Regions from separate parts of the Homo sapiens genome. Here region 2 is linked to region 1. The links are chromatin loops, found by intact Hi-C in ENCODE. Cell type or tissue: endothelial cell of umbilical vein. All regions are shown on one strand.

Region 1 (8,000 bases):
ATCAGACATCCTTGAATTTCCATGATCTAATATATTATTACCCTTCACTTTCATGGCCCTGAGTTGTTCACTCTGCCATCATAGGTTGTCTTACTATCAACTGGTGACTTGTAGGTCCATATTACTCCTAGTATCTGGAATCCTATATAGTTCATTCTTTCACAAACTTATCTAGATAAATAAACCCATTATACTCAGTCCTTATACCAACAGGTACAGTTTTCTTTCCTGGCCTTTCATTTAATCAGCCTTTACATGACCTAAGCCTGGATGAGTTGGTATTTGGAAAAAAATTCCAGAGAAAGACTGCCTTTCAACCTTGTGAAAATGACCTTATTAGGTACTGTTTATTACCAGTTCAACAGTTAAAGTACGAGGAATTGATCTGTGGTTACTTTGTACCAATTAGTTTGACATTATCCATCCTTAAATGGCAAGAATTGAGAAGTTATTCATATTACAGATATTAAACTGAATTTCTTCAGAGACTATTTAGGGGCTTTTCAGAAAATGAGTGCAGACTCGAGGTCCTTGAAACACATGTATAAGTGGATAAAGTAGACAGCTCCATGCAAGTATAATCGAACAGTATTATCTAGATGACTGGAACCAGTGGTTGTTATACTATCTTTGCATTCTTTTCTTTTTCATCCATTTGGTGGTATTTTTCAACTCTAATGGTACAACGTTGCATATATTTGTAATTTTTTTCCACTTTGTTATTTTGTTAATAAAACAATTTGCTTAGGTACAGGCTTTACTTGAGGTAATAACCATCCTAACACTTTTCACCTCTACAAAGCCACAGCTAGTGCAAAAAATTTAAATAATTGTGAGATATGTCATTCTATGCTAACTCCTGGGAAAATCCAAGTATTAACCATACCCAATTAATATGACTAAAATACATTTCGGTCAATACACTTAGCCTTAAAATGTTAGAGAAATATCTATTGATAAAAATTTAGGGTAGTGTTGGTACAACTAAACTTGATGTGTTTAACTCTGATTCTAGGAGTTGGTTCAATCCTCAACTGAACCTCTCCATTATCAATTGCCATACCGTTTCCTTAAACACTATACTTGCCATAGTGTTTCTTTAAACTGTAAATCAAACCTCCAAAGAAATTCAAACATTTGAAATGTTGAGTTATTCCTGTAAAATGACAAAAGTTTAAAACATTCAGGTATAGAAAAAAAAGAGTGGTAGCAGAGATGATGATCATGTATGTGCCCAATGGTGTGTGCTTTCTGTAACCAAGATTCAGACTTTTCAAAAGATTATATATTGTATAATTCCACCCATGTGACCTCCAGAAAAAAATAAAAATATAAAAGAACAGACCAAGGTTTGCAAGGAGTTTGAGATGGAGGTGTGATTTCACACAGATCACACAAGGGAGTTTTTGGGATGAGCAATCTGTTTCGTATCATAGTTATGTAATGGTTACATCAAACTATGCAATATATCAAAATTCAAATTTCACACATTGAACTGCATATCAAAATGTGTTCCTTTTTAAGTGATAATTTAAAAACTGAAAATTGTAAAAACTGAGAAAATAAAATAAAGCAATTGATGTGGTTTCTATTTTTCTATCTGGAACTCTGATTTTCTTTCTCAACTTCTGAAAAAGATAGCACCAGGCATGCCAACTGTGGTAGGCAAAATAAGGGCTCCAAAAAAGTTAGGCCCCAGTCCCTGGAATCCATGAAAGTTATCTTATATAGCCAAGGGAAAAAAGACACTGCAGATATGATTAAGTTAAGGATCTTGGGATGAGAAGTTATCCTATGTTATATGGGCCTTAAATATAATCACGTGTGTGCTTATAATAGGGAGGCAGAGGGAGATGACAGAAGAAGAGAAGCAGTGCAACCATAGAGGCAGAGATCAGAGTGATGGAGCCACAAGCCAAGAAATGCAGGCAGCCCTCAGAGCCGGAAGAGACAAGGAACAGCTGACCTTTCTTGTCCAGCTGTTTTAACCCTAATTTAATCTAACTACTTTCCCTATAAGAACAAGCCATAACAGCCAAAACTCAGCCAGGAGGAATTGTTCTCCCATTCCAACTGCTGATTAGATCCATCCTTAGGAAGAATACAAGAGATCTTGAAATTAGCCTACTCTTGACCACAGGTGGGAGAAATAGGGAATTAATTATTTATGCACCTTCTTTATTTCCACTGATTTATCTACAACACTAAAAGATATAACTCTTTTAAAAGAAATTGTGGTAGTAATGTTTAATTCAGTCAAAACATGAAAATGAGGCAGGGAGATTTTTAGCAAGCTGTCTGTAAATTAACCATTGGTCCAAAGTCCTGTTGTAATCTACTAATAGAATGTGTAAGATAGGGCCGGTTGCGGTGGCTCGCGCCTGTAATCCCAGCATTTTGGGAGGCCGAGGCGGGTGGATCACTTGAGGTCAGGAGTTTGAGACCAGCCTGGCTAACATAGTGAAATCCCGTCTCTACTAAAAATACAAAAATTAGGCTGGGCGCAGTGGCTTAGGCCTGTAATCCCAGCACTTTCGGGGGCCGAGGCGGGAGGATCACGAGGTCAGGAGATCAAGACCATCCTAGCCAACATGGTGAAACCCCATCTCTACTAAAAATAGAAAAAATTAGCTGAGCATGTGAAACCCAGTCTCTACTAAAAATACAAAAACATTGAACCTAACCTTTTTATTATATGCTTTAAATGTCAATATGTTAGTTTCAACTTGCAAACAAACAATATGACAAATGCTATAATTGACGATCTATGACAAAGGAAAGGGGGTGCAGCTTCAGCTCCAGTCTCAGGTTTGTGTACGGGTAGCAGGTGCCTGGGAAGCAATGTGTACTTGCTGCACAGAAGTAGACAGCCGAGTCTTCAGGTTGGGTCTCTGTGATGTGCAGGGAGAAATGTTTGGCTGTCTTGTTCAATGTAACAGCAATTCGTTGGTCTTTCTTTTCGCCCACATTTGAACGAATGTCTATAATAAGCTGAGGTCCTTTTCCAAGTTCTTGCTTATACCAAGGGAAGTAGTTTGAGGCACTGTCTGAATAAGTACACTTGATAACAGCGCTGTCTCCCTCCTGGACACTCAGGGTTGAAGGATGCTGCTCCACATTCTCTCCATTCACCACTATGCAGAAAGAAAAAATCAGAGAAAGAAGAGGGATTGTTAGGTCATTACTCTCTAGAATTATTTTTCATAGTAACGAGAGGAAACCTGAATAAAGCAAGTCTCCTCTTTGAACTGCTGAAGAATATTCACTAATATACTCTGTTACCCAAATACCCTCAACTCACAGTCCAGCTGCAGCCACAGGAATATAAATACAGCTCGAATGGATGTCATCCTTGTTCTTCCCAATTAAGATCAGTCATTGACCTGCAACCTCCAGTTATAAGAGTTACTTCTATCATCAGGTTGTCTCTTCTCTCCTCTGGCAGCCATAGGGGTTTCTCACACTGTGTAGCCAACCAATAAGAAAAAGGCTCTGCTGCTACCATAAACCTATTCATTCAGGACACACTAAAGTGAACCCTGTATTCTGCCTCAGCAGAGGAGCACTGCCATCTTGTGGCCACATCCCTAACTACTGAACTTGCTGGTTGAATGTTTTTCTCTAACCCTATGAGGCACTCAGGTGCACAAAAGCAGCAATGAGTCAAACAGACTGGGTGTTCAATCAGAGATTAAATGCACAGTAAGAATGTAGAGATCTAACTCTATAATTATGCACACTACTGAGTCATTATTCATAAATTATAAAGAAGTAGATGCTGTTGATATTTATTCAATGATGGGCTGAGTTTATGTTTGAAATTAAGAAAATACCATAATTCGCTCTCATAAACAAGAAAAAATAATGCCTTCCTTTTAGGTTAAGTCTACTATCATGACTCGTTTGTTATGAAGAAAACTCTTTCTTTAGGCAATATGTAAGCCAAAGATCAGAGCAAGAGAGAGAGGACCACTCAATATTTCGAGTGCGTATTATCTCAGGTTCTGCTTCTCAAGCCTGGGCCATGACCTTGCTATTCCCAGAGAATTGACGGTACCGACAATCAAAATGTTGAATATTTCTTCAGTAAAGATGGCTTTAATAAAAGGTAAAGAATTAAAGTACAATGATAAAGGAGGAGGGGGACAAGTTCCATGAGTTATTAATACTCCAACAATAGGAATAGTTTGACCCATAGACTGGGCTGGTTTGCAAGGAGAAATCTGGCATGTTTTAAGAAGTCTTTTCCTATGGCTATGTGGCTTGCTTTCTGCAAAGTGTTGAAAAAACAAGAAGAAATTCTCAGAAAACATCAGGCTGCAGATTCAAAAAATGTAAGCATATGTAACTTTATTATTGAGATAATTTTATTTTTTGATATCAAAGTGGATGATATCAATATGATATGTGCTTAAACACAGTGACTGACTCATATCTTTAGTGGAATTTCCTCTAAAGTATGAGTCAACTCTTCTGTCATGAACTGCTGTTGTCTCAGCCATTGCTGGCACAGATTCCATATCTATCATTTTTCTCCCAAACTCCACCATAATGTTTTTCTCCAAGATATTGAGAAAGTCCTTCAGTCCTGTATGTTTCCAGGTTTATCTGTTTCTGCCAAAAAAAAAAAAAACTTTCTAATCTACTTTAACTTTTGAAATTTTAAAATTACTTCTGTAAGAATAAATTAATGGAAGGCTAAATATTTCCTGTGCCTGTTAGCAGAATAGTACAAATAGAAAACTGACAGTAAAATACTGATCATGAGAAATGGTACCTGGGAAACCAAGACTTTCTCATTTCCAGGAGGAAAGCCCCTTTCCTGTGATTTGTACTCACTAGTCTGCTGGAGTTATAGAGACTAAATCTAATTATTTATTCACATCTCACACCCTTAAATATTTACAGACAGCTATGATTAAGAATCTCAACTCAATACATAAATATATGTATATATATAATGTGTGCTTTTACATATATGAAATTTCTCCATTCTAAGGATCTTCAGTTATCTCACCCATTCCTCATACAATTATCAAATCCTTCATTGAGCAAATTACTTTCTTCTTGGAGACAGATACATAGGTTAATATTTGTCCTTTTGAGTTACGACATCCAGAACTGAATGTAATGGTCTGAATATGACCACTCACATGGAGCACAGCGTTCCGTATATTAACTGTACCTTGAATATAGCCGTGCCCTGGACAAAATTCCCAGCCTGGTGATTATTTCGTTTTTTGCCAGACTCATTATCAAAGGGTTGGCCCGGAAAAGCTTTTCCAGCACTTTCATGAACTGCCAGCTACACAGGGGCAATGTTCCCCTTAGCTTCCCAATTTCAGTGATCATTTTTAAACAATGTAGAGTGATGCTCCTTATGTTCACATCCTTCTTTCAAGGAATATCCACCCACCATAAGGTACACATCTTGCTATTTTTAGGAAAATTCTCAGAAATACATCCAGGGGTTGAGGATGGCACCATCACTTTTGGCTCACTCCTACAGAAGCCAGTGAGTCATGGACTGATTTGCTGGTAGAATAACAATGGCTCAGCCTCATGAGTATCTCTGTGGCCCAAAGTGGCAAATGTTTACTTACACAAGTTGGAACTCTCCATTCTCATGGTCAAACTGATTGGACCAAGTCTTTCCCAGACCCAAACTGCAGAGGTCAAAGTGGCTGGATTTTCCTCAGTTTCTCTTTGCTCAGCAATGTGGTCCTGCAGGAATGAGGCAGAGGAAACAATACGAAGGAGGAAGGGAGGAAATCCAGTTTCTTTCTACTCCCGGCTCATCTAATGGTTCCATACTGGCATCTTGGATATGGTTTCTCTCTTTGTAAAGTGAAATTGGACTAAAAGATTTCTAAGTGCTTTTCTAGCTGTAAAATTATTTTATTCTATTTAACAGAGCAAATATTTATTAAGGACTAGTTGTGTACAGTGTAAAGTATGGGAATGCAAGGAGAAATTGTCTTGCATCATGGAACCCCAAAACCATTTTCACATCAATATGCAATCTAGTGGGTCTGAGGTTACCCTAACCAATCCTTGGGCCCCTTCAGAAGAAAAGACAAGGTCCTCCAGATGAGTTCCTATGTGAGTTTTCATTCCTCCTACAACATTAGTGATAGATGGTAGATCAACGGAAGCCTAAATCCATAGTAAAATGAAATCAAATGAGACTTTACTCGCTAAGTATAAAGGCCATCACAAGCAGTGATATGAGGGTGGACACCATGGCTGGGCTATAGGGAGGCAGGATTCTCCCTTCTGGATATCGATTTCTTATCTTTATAGCGTATCATGTCTGTCTTAAAGGAAACACACACACACACACACACACCTCAGCAACTTGGAGAACATGGAAGAAGTATAGGAGTTTACTAATATGTAAAGCAAAAGGCACTTTCTCAAACATCCTGATTGCTTTCAGACTTCAAAATCTCTCCTTCAAAATTTAGTTTGGGGATTCAAGATTCCCAGCTGGGCTGGCTGTACAATTTGTGGGACTCAGTGCAAAACGAAAATTTAGGATTTCTTATTCAAAAGGCAGGAAAAATAGCCATTAGGTAATAAACTGTAAAGTTTTTTTCTTAAAATATTTTATTACTTATAAAATGCAATAGGGTTTATAATGATACATAAGAAAAAACATAAAATTGGTTTAAAAATTTGGTGTCATAAATTAATATAATAATACTTTAATATGATATCTTGATTAATAAAATTTTATGGATCACTTTGCTGCAAATTAATTTATGAGGTTAGCAAAATTCATGCCTGGAGCAACTTCATTTTCAAGCATATAAATGAAAGCAATATCAAGTGCTCTTATTAAATGCAAAATCTTAACTAGAATTTTTCATTTCTAACTGCGAGAAGGATATTTCTGCTGATGCAACTGATACTGGAGCTCTTAAAAGTATTTTATATACTGTGACAACATTAGCATACTTATCTGATGGATTAACTGAAATATAAATTTTAGTAAATCAGTGGTTGATGGTCCCTGTGAAACAATTTTTCTAAAACAATTTATTTCTTACCACAAATCAGTTTTATGTACGTCTGAACTCAGTTTTCAATGTAAATTTACACAGTGCTGTTTTAATGTTTCCTCTGAAATTTTTAGTAACTTGTGGAAGCTGTATAAGAAACTAGAAATGGCTTAATGATATAGATATAATTCAAAATCCTTGTTTATTAATTTTATCACTGTATCTTCAATTATTAAAAAATTAATTTCAGGCCAGGCACGGTGGGTCACGCCTGTAATCCCAGCACTTTGGGAGGCTGAAGCAGGCGGATCACGGGTCAGGAGTTCGAGACCAGCCTGGCCAACTTGGTGAAACCCCATCTCTACTAAAATTAGCCAGGCATGGTGGCAGGGGCCTGTAATCCCAGCTACTCAGGAGGCTGAGGCAGGAGAATCACTTGAACCCAGGAGGCGGAGGTTGCAGTCAGCTGAGATCGCACCACTGCACTCCAGCCTGGGCGACAGAGTGAGACTCCGTCTCAAAAAAAAAAAAAAAGTTAATTAATTTCAATATTATCCTCTATGTTAAAACGTGGCTGTTCAAAACTTCACATGAAAATAATGCTCTTCAGATACTTCTCAAAAAAAAAAAAAAAGCATACAAGTGGAAACATGAAAAAAAATGCTCATCACTAATCATCATAGAAATGCAAACCAAAACCACAATGTTTGGCTTTTGTTAAAAAGCCAAAAAAAATAGCAGATGTTGATGAAGCTGTGGAGAAAAGGCAACACTTATACACTGTTGCTGGGAATGTAAATCAGTTCAGCAACTATAGAGAGCAGTTTGGAGATTTCTCAAAGAACTGAGAGTTCAACTACCATTCCACCCAGCAATCCCACTACTGGCTACATACCCAAAGGATAATGAACCATCCTACCAAAAGACATGTGTGCCCATATGTTCATCACAGCACTATTCACAATAGCAAAGACATGGAATCAACCCAGGTGCCCA
Region 2 (8,000 bases), 230 kb before region 1:
GCTTTGTTACATAGGTATACACATGCCCTGGTGGTTTGCTGCACCCATCGACCTGTCACCTACGTTAGGTATTTCTGCTAATGTTATACCTCCCCTAGTCCCCCATCCCCTGACAGACCCTGGTGTGCGATATTCCCCTCCCTGTGTCCATGTGTTCTCATTGTTCAACTCCCACTTATGAGTGAGAACATGCAGTATTTGGTTTTCTGGTCTTGTGATAGCTTGCTGAGAATGATGGTTTCCAGCTTCATTCATGTCCCTGCCAAGGACATAAACTCATCCTGCTTATGATTGCATAGTATTCCATGGTGTATATGTGCCACATTTTCTTAATCCAGTCTATCACTGATGGGCATTTGGCTTGGTTCCAAGTCTTTGCTGTAGTAGTTTCTTTTCTGTAGTTTCTTCTCCAGATGCATGGAGAAGATCATAGCATTCAGGTAACTTTATCATAGGAGAGTGAAGTCATGGCCACAATCACTCAGAAAGCCTACATGCTGTGGAGCTCATTTCTGGTGAGAACACCGATCCACTGATAAATTCACCCACATGTTGAAGGAGCAGTGTCCAGATCAAGAAGATATACCTCTAACAGCAGGGAGAATTCCTCTATCTATAATAGTAGGACAGAATCCTGCAAGGTATAGCCACACATTTGACCTGAAGTAAAGGCCAAGCCTGTTGGCAACTAAATACAGCCTTACGAGATTCTCTTTCTGGAAGAGTGCATGATCCTAGTTTCCTTCCTCCCCACTTTGGCCACAGGACAACTCAACTAGTAATATCAATCTTTATCATTCTTAACAGCCTAATATATCAGGGAGGATTCTAAATGTACCCACCCTGATAGTGAAGGGAAACAAGGTCAATTTGCTTTCTCTGTTTTGAGCAAACAGTGGGCCTGTATATCAACTCTTATGCAAGGAGTGTGTGTGTGTGTGTGTGTGTGTGTGTATGTGTGCACACAGAATTTTTTAAAACATAAAAATATATACATATACATGAGTCCTCTGAAAAACTTTTGCAACATAAAAGATAAGATGCATGCACTACAGAGAAAAATGCCTCAGAATTTTTTCTACCTCATATCCACAGTGAGTAAAGTGAGGGATTTATAGATAAAATTTTTAGTAAGATTATTTATTAATTCCCCCAAAGTGCAAAAATAAACCAATGTAGATAAACCAAAGCTAGTATTCAACTATTTAGCCTTTACATATTTAAATATTACGTTAAGAAACTTACAGGATATAAATCTTGACAATTCTGGATAAATAACACAAAGATTAATCCAGCTTAAACTGTTATATTAATATTTGAATTGCAAGGACTCTGGACATAATTTTACCTTTTGTGCATTCATTCAACAAACATGTATTGTTTGTGTCTCCTGTGTGCTAGGCATTGTTCCAGGCATGGAGAACATGGTGGTGAAGAGATAGAAAAGGGACTAGAGTGCAATGAGAAGAAGTTAAATAAATGAGTTTTTACAAAATAAGATAATTCTATACGGTGATAAGCTCTATAAAGACAATATAGCACTGTAATGAGATAGAGAGTTATTCTTGGGGTGAGAAAAGGTATCTGCTCTACATAAGGCATGGAGGGAAGGCTCAACTCTGACACTTTGTGATGCTAGGCAAGACATTTAATCTCTCTCATATTCAATTTCCTTTTCTGTAAGTAACCAGTAGCTTTTTGTTGGTACTGGGCTAAGCATTGGCATTTGTCATTTTGTTTATTTCTCAAAATAACCCTTTGTAGTAAGTACTATCAATATCCACATTGTAGGGATAAGGAGACTGAAGCATAAAAGTTATTAAGTAATTTGCTCAAGATAATTCAACCAATGAGTGGTAGGTCCAGAAATGCAATCCAAGCCTATATAATGGTTATGCCATTACATTATAAGTAATGGAAAAAGCAGAAATTACTTTTACACCAACCGAATAAATCATCTAATACAATAACTTCTGTATCTTAGGCACTCAACCAGATGCATTCAATATAGAAAATATTGGGGGGTTGGGAGACTGTATCTGAAATTGCAGTGCAGTCTATCCACAAGATAAAATTCAGTATTTTTCCGAGGGGCATTTTGCAATTTGCATAGCATATTTTATGTACTATAATACATATCCATGTTCTATCATGTTTCTTACTGTTAGTGGGAAATCAGTGGCGTTATGATGCTATATTGGGAGGTTGGGCAGCATATGATAACATGGAGAGAGTATGCTGCACTGTGTTCCCTACAATGGCTTATTTCTCTCCATCATTGACTCTTGTTCTCACTTCTTAGGATATTTCTATACTACAGTAAGGGACAGAGCAGTAGATGAACTCTCACTTAATAGAGAAAAACTTCCCACCTTGTGCAATAATGCCAACCTTTGTTTCCAAGGTATTCTATTAGCTTAAACCATCCCATATATTATATTTGCCATTTTGAAATCAATCAACCTCACATATTAAGGGAAAAATATTTTAAAAATGAAATTTAAAAAAGTCCCAGCCAGCGCCTCTGCCCGGCCGCCCCGTCTAGGAAGTGAGTGCCTCTGCCCGGCCGCCCCGTCTGGGAGGTGTACCCAACAGCTCCGAAGAGACAGCGACCATCGAGAACGGGCAGTGATGACGATGGCGGTTTTGTAGAAAAGAAAAGGGGGAAATGTGGGGAAAAGAAAGAGAGAACAGATTGTTACTGTGTCTGTGTAGAAAGAAGTAGACATAGGAGACTCCATTTTGTTCTGTACTAAGAAAAATTCTTCTGCCTTGGAATAAATAAATAAATAAATAAATACATAAATACATAAATAACTTGTGAGGTCTGGATCCAGGCAATGGAGACAAGACACAGTAGCAGGGACAAGCTGCGTAAGGGATAAAAATTGCTTCCTTCAAAGAAAAAAAAAAGTCTCAGCCAGTCCTGCTGAATCCTGTCTCACATGATTACTACCATGGGAAGGTTACTGACTGGTTCAGAAATGCTAGCTCCTATTGCAACCAGGCTTCATCACAGCTTAGCCCGTGAACACTGGAGGGCAGCAGGGAAGCCAGCGTAAACCTCACCAAATAGTTCAGCGGGACACCAGGTGGCAGTGCTTCAGAACTTGGTGCTTTAGTTCTCAACACGTGGAATACGCTAGAGCCTGATTCTCAAAGAAGGAATATACAATAGAAAGATTTCGATAAAGGCTTCACAAAGTGGTGACTTTTGCGTAAAGACGTAGAGGAGTTCAGAGCTACACCATGAGGTTTTGTGGGGGTATAGCATTGCAGGCAGAGTGGGCAAAGGCCTTGATATGGAAGCCCGCTTGGAGTGTTTAAGGAATAGTATCTCATCTTTCCCTCTAGCCTCTTGTGCTTCATAGCACACTACTGTAGAAGAGACTCACTGATACATTCAGCACTCTTAAATACTTAGTCGGTGATTTCCTCCATCTGTTGATCCTGAGGCAATTTGTGCCTAGGTTTGTCATCTTGTCATCCTCACTGAGAAAGCCAATGCTGCTGCTTTGTGGCTATTTGCTTCTCCATAGTCCAAACTTTGATTTTTTAGGAGCCCTCTAAGATGTTACACCCTGGCTGACTTTAGTTAGAGATGCTTTTCAAAGTTAGGGAAAGCTGTGTCTCATTTCCCAAATATAAAAAATTGGAAGACTAAAACCTATCTCGTAGGGTGTATGATGCTTAAATTAGGTAATGAATTTGAAATGTATAAATAGTGCCTGACATATAGTATGGCCAATGAATACCAACTTTCTTTTTTCCTAGTAAAACCTGCTTTCCTTCAGTGTTCCGGTCTTTAGCCTGTTACTGCTTTTTCTTCTTCCACTGAACATGGTTCAATGATGGACATGTTAAAAGAAAAACTTTAGACGAATTAAATTTTACAGAGTTTAATTAAGCAAAGAACGATTAGAGATTCAGGCAGCCCCCCACCAGACCAGAACAGGTTCAGAGAGACTCTGTCACTGCCACATGGTCAAAGAATATTTATGGACAGAGAAAGTAAAGTGACTTATAGAAAAAGGAAGTAAGGTACAGAAACAGATGGATTGGTTAAAGCTTGGCATTTGCCTTATTTGAACATGTTTGAACAGTTGGCCACCTATGGCCGAAACTTAGGGATTGGTAGAGAGCAGACTGTAGCCTGTTTATGCATCCTGTTAGGTTACAGGGCCCTATGTATGGAGAAACCTTTGCCCTGAGTTTTAAATAAATAAGGAGGCAGCTTTAGGCTAAACTTAATTTAACAGAAGTTTCTAGAAAACCTACTTGGCCATCCCTTCCCCTGGAAGTAGTCACTATTTTTCATTATCCTCTTGTGGTCATTTCCTCCTGGCTACATTAATACAACTGGGGTGCTGAAAGGGCACAGGGGGATCACTCAATGGGGTTTCATTTTCATTTTCCTAATGAGTAATTATATTAAGTGCTTTTTGTGTATGCTTATTACTATTAGATATCATATTTCTGAAGTGTCTCTTCAAGTTTTGGCCATTTGTATTGTTTTCTCATTGCTTGTTGACTTGTACAAGTTTTTTATATATTCTGCATTTGAATCTTTTTCAGAAATACACCAATGCAAATATAATTTCCCAATCTGTGCACTGACTTTCCACCTTTTTAACAATGATTTTTGACAAAGGGTTTAAAATTAGACTTTCATGTTCATAGGAAGCTAGCTAGAGAGTTTTTTTGTTTGTTTGTTTGTTTGTTTGTTTTGTAAGTACTCTAAAAATACTTTTTCCTCTTTGGCTTCTGTTGATTTTGATGAGAATTCAGCAATCATTCTTAAAGACATGATATATCATGATATATCATGATATATCAACTTTCTCTGGCTGCTGGCAAGTTTTGCTTTGTTTTAGTCCACTTAGACATTCTGAATATGGACTTTCCTTCCACATCTGCAGTGCTTCTGGCAAAACCACAGTGGTGGGCTTAGAGAATTCCTTACTCAACTTTATGGCATTCTGTATAACATTGCTCCTGACCAAGGAGCTTGTTTTATAGAAAGTCAAGTGTACCAGTGAGTTGAGGTGCTTGCTGAAAACAGATTATGAAATGGGTAATGGAAGAGGTAGTTATAGAAACCAGCTACAATCATGTGACCATTTGTGGAAAAAAAGACTATACTGTTATAAACATTTCTTTTTCATTGTGATATGAAAATATTAAAATACATGTCAACCATTTTTTACTCTCCTCCCATTTGCCTATACATAATAGTGAAAGATATGTTAATAAGTTACTCTTATAGCTTGTTATATCTCAGAAGCTAAACTACAGGATATCAATGGGAGAGTGTGACTCAGCTAGAAGAGGAAAGAACATCACCCAAAGATGAATAAATACTTTGTATTCTCTTTAGGGGAGAGGGTTAGGGTATGTGTGGTTGAATGAAGAACAGTGGCATCATATTGGCAGGAAGTATGCTTTTTAAAATTGCCTTTATTTGAAAGCTAAGTGCTATTAAAAGAGGTGCATATGGATGTCAAGTTTACAAGGTGGGGGTATTGTGGTAACTTTGTACTGTCTCGTCGTAACTACCTGGAAATATATTTCTAAGAAAATCCTTCCCTATATTGTTCTCGATTAAGTTGAAAAAAATTGTGTAAGGCAGGTGCCAGGCTCCAGGCACTGTGGCAACTCACATATGTTGCTCTGATCTGCTAACTCATCTTATTGTTGATTCACAACTCCCCCACTCCCCCCAGATCTCCTCTTTCAGCTTCTCTTTTTCTTGGGCCAAGTACCCAGGGAGCATGATAGCAAATAACACCATTTCTTCTGAAGGTCACCAACACTATGAGATTGAAGGAGGTAAGAGACAGACAAGTTTTAGTTTGTCCTCGTGGGTTCCACCTGTCACCATGGGTTCCAAAATGTCTTTACAAATCACAGCTTTTGCATGCTCTTGTCCATGTTCAACTCTCCTTCCCAAATGTGAGTCTAGCTGACCTAGAGTAAATTCAGCAAACAGCTTTGCATAGGAGTAAGAGCAGATTATGGCATCGTATCACAGAAATCTGGCATGCTTATCACGACTTTATTTTACACATGAAAAACATGCCCAGCCACAGAATTTAACAAGTGAGACTGAATAGTTTGGATTAATGGGATAGAAATGTGGTATCAGGAGAATTCTAGGACACATGATCTAAGAAGTACTATTCTACTTGTGAAGCCAATAGGACTGAATGTCCTGATCCTCTTCAGCCTAGTACATAAAACTCAGTGTCAGATTTTGAAAAGATTACATTTTATTCCTGTTACAATTTCATAAAAACATAAACAACTAAGTAACTTCCGAGAGCCACCCGTTCCAGCAATTGCATGAGGTCTAATCCTTATAATTAATCTTATTCTACATCTTTCACGATGGTTCTGCTTCCCTGATTGTATCCTAACTGACATAAAGCTTAAGAGGAAAGGGCTAAGGAAATGATTTTTATGGTGATTCAAGATAACTAGACCCAGATTTCTGCTGTGAGCATCGTTAAGTGAGACTGCCACTTTAAGTTATTATGTGGAAGTCTTTCCAACTTTAGACAACTTTACACATTTTCTGTATGATCTATTTTAAGTAAAAATTGAAGTATTAGAAGAAAGTTGCTCTGAACACCTGTTTCCAAGTGAGATAGAAGGAGGTTTTACTTGGAATTAAATCATCTGATCCAGACCACAGATTAAATCCACAGACCACAGTCACTACCCTCTCTTGCCTGAGATCTGCAGGTGTGCATTTCAGATTGGCTCCTGTAGCAAAGGATGGGGAGTAGAGGGGTTCTCTTATTGAGCCCTAGGGTTTTTGTTTTGCTTTTACTATCACTTCAAACACTGTGAGTTCCCCAAGAGCACAAAAGTACTTTGCTGAATCTTCTAGCTGTAAGGCTGAAATGGTTAAGGCGACGGATTTCGCTGCTTTCTTGAAGTTGACAGAATAGCGACCACTTTTTGCATTCTGTTCATCAGAACCCTGGCGAATAAGGAAAATCATCTCTTTGCTGGGAAGTTGCTTGTACCAAAAAATATAATATGACCACCAACTTGTTTCATACAGGCAGTTCAGGGTGACTGCTTTCCTCACTGGCATGGATACTGATGACTGGGCTTGAGTAACCTTCTGGGCCACACTTGATCCTGTGGGAAAAATCAGAAAACAGAGCTGATCCTTTGATATAGTGAATAAAATATCGTAAGAGCTAGACTAATTTAGGACCCAGAGACAAACCAAACTAAAATCATAATATGCTCGCTTTTTTACAATTTCTCCTTTCCTCCTCAAGTCCATGAGAAATACCATATGCCTGTTTGGAATCCTTCCATCCTTAACATTTTTACTCACACTTGGAACCATCCATACCAGAGTAGCTGAAGGCCACAAATACACACAGCAGGCTGGAGAACAGCATGTGGCATGTAGCTCTTTGCACAAATGTGAGTTGTGCTGCCTGAAGCTCAAAGTTCAGTGCCTACCAGGGCCCTGCGGTGTGTATATGTAGTTCCTGGGTTCTGATGCTATCTCCCCAAACAGGAAATTGAGTCTCATGTTCATAGACTACATGGCTATGCACAGATGAGGAAAAATGTCTGGCTCACCCCTGAATCTTTACTTTGTCTAGTTGTCTTTCCCTAGTCATTAGGATAGACAGAACCTAGAAAAGGGATATAAGAAAAGCAATTTGTATTGAGGGGAACTGCAGTTGAACCAGTTGACATACATTGATATTATTCATTTAGCATATATTTACTTTTTGCCATCAGAAACTAATTAAATTTAAAAGAAAAATACTCAGATATTTGACTTTCTCTGTGAAAGGCAGTCCTATTCTAAACAATTACTGCATCTCTTTCTTCCTCCTTACTGAGGTCTAGGGCCCTAGTTAAGTTCTATAATAAGTAAAGCTACTTCAAAATCAAATGATAAAAATCAGTCCTTCTCGACTTTCAGAAGCTGCTCAGTTTTTTATCTCTTTATGAAATTATAACAG

The links. Hi-C counts contacts between places; a loop is a spot of excess contacts. Peaks named below come from ENCODE experiments on the same cell type or tissue, not always from the same donor. Only the 100,000 strongest peaks of a DNase experiment are listed, where the experiment ranks them.
Region 2: it touches region 1 in a loop (5-fold over the local background); 2 of 110 quality-filtered maps call a loop at or near these places.

What each region holds. Positions count from the first base shown.
Region 1 is chr14:21,864,212-21,872,211 of GRCh38, reverse strand. It overlaps TRA and TRAV13-1. Among named protein-coding and RNA genes, the nearest start is that of OR4E1, 190 kb to the right of the region's middle. In endothelial cell of umbilical vein, a CTCF peak has its summit at 3,569 (motif pointing left); DNase peaks (open chromatin) are centred at 3,581, 4,491 and 5,551; H3K27ac peaks cover 2,250 bases.
Region 2 is chr14:22,095,471-22,103,470 of GRCh38, reverse strand. It overlaps TRA and TRDV1. Among named protein-coding and RNA genes, the nearest start is that of TRD-AS1, 380 kb to the left of the region's middle. RefSeq lists a silencer at 2,885-3,179 and an enhancer at 2,885-3,179. In endothelial cell of umbilical vein, a CTCF peak has its summit at 3,055 (motif pointing right); a DNase peak (open chromatin) is centred at 3,050.